2 separate regions of the Homo sapiens genome follow, and region 1 is linked to region 2. A link is an interaction called in ENCODE POLR2A ChIA-PET data of the cell type or tissue named here. Cell type or tissue: OCI-LY7. All regions are shown on one strand. Each heading gives the region's core, and the rest is flanking DNA. Links, peaks and the distances in the headings are about the cores only.

The links. ChIA-PET counts read pairs that join two places held together with the same protein. Peaks named below come from ENCODE experiments on the same cell type or tissue, not always from the same donor. Only the 100,000 strongest peaks of a DNase experiment are listed, where the experiment ranks them.
Region 1: POLR2A ChIA-PET joins it to region 2 with 6 read pairs; 2 of 35 experiments call an interaction of 5 or more read pairs at or near these places.

Annotation. Positions count from the first base shown.
Region 1 is chr13:74,163,447-74,166,370 of GRCh38, forward strand. It overlaps a transcript of KLF12 not described here. Among named protein-coding and RNA genes, the nearest start is that of KLF12, 31 kb to the left of the region's middle. In OCI-LY7, for the core only: no CTCF peak of the experiment used is centred there; no DNase peak of the experiment used is centred there.
Region 2 is chr13:73,975,388-73,978,311 of GRCh38, forward strand. All of the region lies in intron 2 of KLF12 (KLF transcription factor 12), which reads right to left. Among named protein-coding and RNA genes, the nearest start is that of KLF12, 160 kb to the right of the region's middle. In OCI-LY7, for the core only: no CTCF peak of the experiment used is centred there; a DNase peak (open chromatin) is centred at 1,064; H3K4me3 peaks cover 692 bases; H3K27ac peaks cover 2,355 bases.

The DNA of each region.
Region 1 (2,924 bases), core at 304-2,803, 190 kb after region 2:
GAGATCATTACCTTAAGTGAAATAAGCCAGGCACAGAAAGACAAACATCTCATGTTTTCACTTATTTGTGGGATCTGAAAATCAAATCAATTGAACTAGAGAGTAGAAAGATAGTTAACAGAGACTGGGAAGGGTTGTGGGGGTTGGAGGGAAGGTGGGGATGGTTAATGGGTACAAAAAATGAAAAGGAGAAGTAAGACCTACCATTTGACAGCACAATAGGGTGACTATAGTCAATAATAACTTAATTGCATATTTCAAAATAACTTAAAGAATGTAATTGGATTGTTTGTAACTCAAAGGATAAATACTTGAGGGGATGTGGATACCTCATTCTCCATGATGTGCTTATTTCACATTGCATGTCTGTATCAAAACATCTTGTGCACCCCGTATATATATATACACCTACTATGTACCCACAAAAATTTTAAAAATAATTTAAAAATTAAAAAAAAAGAAATAGTGACAGAATAAGAAAGAAAAAGTAAAGAAAGAAGAAATATCAGTACAATGCATAAGAATAAGGACAGAAAATAATAAGAGAATAATTGAAGATGACGCAGGTAAATTTCAGGAAAGGTATATCTGGCCATTGCTTTCTAGTGAAAAGATTCTAATAATTATGACAGTTTCTATGTTTCCATTTGGCAGTCAGTATAATAGAGTGGAAAAACCTTTGGTTTGAAAGAACTGTATTCTAGTCATGTTTGTCACTGTCTAGTCAAATGATCACAGACAGATCATTTAACCCTTCTGTTTTCTTCCCAAGATAAAATAAAAACATATTTATGGCTTTTTTTGCTTTTTAAGAAGCTATGACTTTACATATTTCTGAATACATTTTAGTTAAAATGATTAATCAAAGTCAATATGGAAATTTTATTTTTAAATCCTTATATTTATTCTAATATTTGTGCATTTACTGCAAATTAGTCATATTTTAATTTTCTTGTTTATTCTTTTTTATATTACCCCAGTAGAAAGTGTTAACACATGAAAGTAGGTAGAACAACTGGTCATGCTTAATGTAACTGGATTTGTGACAAAAAAAGAATGCACTAAATTATTTTTAAAATGTTAGTTCAAGATGTTTCATTTAAATAGTTTCTTGAATTCCTGAGATGTATGTTCTTTTGAAGTGTAAAAGACTCAGTGAAGATCATAGGTTCAAGGCCTGGCCCTGATGTGATTGAAAGACTATATGCTTTTGGGTTCAAATAAGAGAAAATCCAACTAAATAGTGCCTTATACCTGTAATATGCCTGGAAGCTGGCAGTTGCTTATATAGCCTCAGCAATAAAATGGGATCATCCAGTGGAACTGGAGGATATTATGTTAAGGGAAATAAGCCAGGCACCAAAAGACAAACTTCACATATTCTCATTCATTTGTGGGAGCTACAAATGAAAACAATTGAACTGATGGAGATAGAGAGTAGAATGATGGTTACCAGAGGCTGGGGAGGGTAGTGGAGAGTAGGGGTGGTTAATGTGTACAGAAATATAGTTAGATAGAATGAATAAAATCTAGTATTTGATAGCACAACAGGGTGACTACAGTCAACAATAATTTACTGTACATTTGAAAATAACTGAGGATAACTAGAATGTTTGTAACACAAAGAAATGATAAATGCCTGAGGTGATGGATACCCCATTTACCCTGATGTGATTCCTACACATTGTATGCATGTATCAAAATATCTCATGTACCCCATAAATATATACACCTTCAGTGTACCCATAAAAATTAAAAATTAAAAAGTTTTAAAAAATGGAATCATCAAGGAACCTGACTCTTTTCATCCTTCAACTTTGTCATCCTCAGTGGGCTTTTCATATTTTCTTTTCTTTTTTTTTTTTTTTTTTTGAGATGGAGTCTTGCTCTGTCACCAAGGCTAGAGTGCAGTAGCGCAATCTTGACTCACTGCAGCCTCACCTCCTAGTTCAAGTGATCCTCCCACCTCAGCCTCCCAAGTAGCTGGGATTACAGGTGCCTGCCACCATGCCCAGCTAATTTTTGTACTTTTAGTAGAGATGGGGTTTCACCGTGTTGGCCAGGCTGGTCTTAAACTCCCACCCTCAACTGATCTACTCACCTCAGCCTCCCAGAGTGCTGGAATTACAGGAGTGAGCCACCACTTCCGGGCTCATATTTTCATAGTTGCACTTGTTCCGTGGTTGCAAGATAACTGCCACATCACCAGGTTTAAATCTTCACATCAACATCACAGACAGGAGGGGATAAACTACTACTGTATTCTTTTGGAGGAGGAAGGGAAATGCCAGGTTTCCCTGATGTCTCATTAGCTACAACTCCTTCACATGCCACCTCTGGACCAACCATTCACAGAAGAGAATGAGATTATTATGAATGGCCTAGACCAATCATATCTCATTCCTTGGGGCTATGTTAGGATCCCACATTGCCTGAGGTTAGAGGACCTCTGCCCATTGCAAAATCTAGTTTCTGTTTGCAGGGAGGAAAGATATAATGACTACTGAATGGTCAACTCACAGAAAGACTTGTTACATCTATGAGATCTATTATGTATAAAATCTGGAGAAAGTGTTTAATTGCTGGTTGTTAGTTCAGGATGGATCGATTGCACAGGATTTTGAACTAATGCATAAACACCTTTTTTTTTTTTTTTTTTTTTTGAGATAGGGCCTCACTCCCATGGCCCAAGGTGGAGAGCAGTGGCGCGATCCCAGCTTACTGCAGCCTTGACTTCCCAGGCTCAGGTGATCCTGCCACCTCAGCCCCCGAGTAGCTGGGACTGCAAATGCTTGCCACAATGCTCAGCTAATTTTTGCATTTTTTGCACAGACAGGGTTTTGCCATGTTGCCTAGGGAGGTCTCAAACTCCTGGGCTCAAGGTGATTTGCTGCCTTGGCATTCCAAAGTGCTGGGATTATAGG
Region 2 (2,924 bases), core at 107-2,606:
TCAACCCCGCATACACTCAATAATGAAATCTTCATTTTATCTGCCTCCTAAACATGCTCCAAATCTACTCATTTTTTTCCATGTCTACAGCCAAGCTTAGGCACAGCTAAAGACACCATCACCATCAGCCCCTTAATTCTCTTGTCCTACTTTATTTCTCGATCCAGTGCTTTTTATATGCACTCAGAGTTCCTTAAAATGCAAATCTCATCATCTCCATTTCTTTCCGAAAGCTCCTCACAAACACACCTTCTTAGGTTATAAGTCTCATTATACTTTGGGCTCCTCTTCCCTTCAACAGGTATATTTCTCTGAGCACTTTACTCTCAAATCCAATCAGTCTTTCCTCAGTTCTTCAACTGTGCCGTACCTCCTCCTGGCCTATGTTCTTTCTCCACCACTCCTAACCCTCCTTTGGCTTACCTCTAATCATCTGTAGGTCTGTCTCTTTTAGCTTAAGTTTCCTTTGCACTGAAAAATCTTCACAATAGAACCCCAACCCCAACCAAATTTAGGTTGGGCGATCCCGCTATGTGCAGTCACAGAACCACATACTTCCAATCAAAGCTTTCCCACACTGTATGGAGAAGTGCCTTTCTGCCGGTCTGCATTTACTAGTAAACCCCATGCAGGCACACATTACACCCACCGTATTCATGGTTGGAAGCTCAGAAACTGGCATGTGCCTGGCACATAATAAGTCATTAAAAAAAATGTTGAGGAATTAATGAATGGGCCATGACAGAAAGTGTTTTTGTTTTGGGGTTTTTTTTTTCCCCCCACAGCTGGCCCATACATTATAAACCTTATTTTAATCCTCTCTAAAGCAACAAGTATGAAAGTTGTTCTTCACAGCAACTCTCAATACACTCTTGAAAAATAAATAAGTGAAACAGATACAAAAATGGATTTAGGAGCACGCCCCTCTGGAGCACCTCGAAGTTGACAAATGATCATTCCAAGGAACCGGTTGCTCAAGATAGAAATTGAAGTTTCATCATCCTCACACTCTCTCTTTCAGATCACCCTCAACAACAATCATCAGTATCTCTCAGTTCTACCTCAGAAACATGATGAACTTCCCTTTATCTCTATGTCAGGTGTTAACACTCCAAGCCAAGCCAACACCATCTCATGCTGCCCCACAACAGCCTCCCTACTCCAGTTGTTTGCAATTTTCTAATCCATTTTCTATATAGAAGCCCATGTCATCTTTGCAGAACTCTTGATCATGTAACTCTCCTGCTTATAATTTTTTAACGACTACATTTAGAGTGAAGTGAAATAATATCCTCATCACGCTGAAAGAAACTAAGTAGCTGGAGGATGTATGTTAAAGTCAGACTAACAGGCATTTAGGTAAGATGCATTACAAGGAGGATCACTAAGCAATGAGACAGAGTCAATTTTCTAGGAGTAATTTTAAAAATTCTAAATGAGTACACCTACTTAGCATAGTTCAAAACGTTATGAAGTCAAAATTTTTAGAAACACAAGGAGAAAGTGACAGAACCATCATTAGAATCAGAGATTTCAAACAAATCTCTGATGGGAGACTGGCCAAGCAAAAATCAGTAAGGTCGCAGAAATTTTAAGAAAAGTAAGTGAAAGCTTTATCTATTAGGCAAATATACAAGGATGTATACAATAAGAAGACAACATACTTTTTTTTTTTTTTTTTGAGACAGGATCTTACTCTGTCACCCAGATTGGAGTCCGGTGGCATGATCTCGACTCACTGCAATCTCCGCTTCCCAGGCTGAAGCACCTCAGCCTCCTGAATAGCTGGGACTACAGGCATGAGCCACCAACACCCGGCTAGCTTTTGTATTTTTTTTGTAGAGATGGGGTTTCACCATGTTGACCAAGCTGGCCTCGAACTCCTGAGCTCAAAGTGATCTGCTCACCTCAGCCTCCCAGAGCTGGGATTACAGGGATGAGCCACCGTGCCCAGCTAGATAACATACATTCTTTTCAAACACATACAAAGCATTTACAAAAATTACCCTTGAACTACCCCATATAGCAAAGCCACAAAAAATTAGTATCAAACAGACTACACGCTATAAATATAACACAATGAAATTAGAACTGGTAATTTAGTATAGTGGTTTAACATAGAACTCTCAGAAAAAGTTATAATGAAATATATAAAAATGAATAGGATTGAATGACAATACTTCACAACTCATGGGATTCTAGCAAGTTATTTTGTAATATTGACAAATTAATTCTAATGTTTATGTGGAGAGAGGCTAAAGACCTAGAATAGTTAATATAATATTGAAGAAGAACAATGTTGAAGAAATGACATTACCTGACTCCAGGAATTACTATAAAGCTACAGTAATAATCAGGACAGTCTGGTCTTGGCAAAAGAACAAACAAATAGATTAGTGGAACAGAACAGAGTTCAGAAATAGACCCACATAAATATAGTCAACTAATCTTTAACAAAGGTGCGAAGGCAATAAAATGGAGCAAAGATAGTCTTTCCAACAAATGGTGCTGGAACAACTTGACATCCATGTGCAAAAAACTAAATCTAGCCACAGAGCTTATACCCTTTTATACAAATTAACTCCAAACAGATCACAGACCTAAAAGTAAAATGTAAAACTCTAAAACCCTAGAAAACAACTTTAAGAGAAAATCTAGATGATCCTCAGTTCAAAGATGATTTTTTTAGACACAAAACCAAAGACACAATCCATGAAAGACATAACTGATAAGCTGAACTTCATTAAAATGAAAAATTTTTGCTATGTGAAAGACACTGTCAAGAGAATGAAAAGATAAGTAACAGACTGGGGAAAAATATTTGCAAAAGACACATCTGTAAAGACCGTTATCCAAAATATGCAAAGAACGCAAAGTTCAGAAAAAAAAGAGTGTAAAAAAATGTCCCAAAGACCTTAACAGAG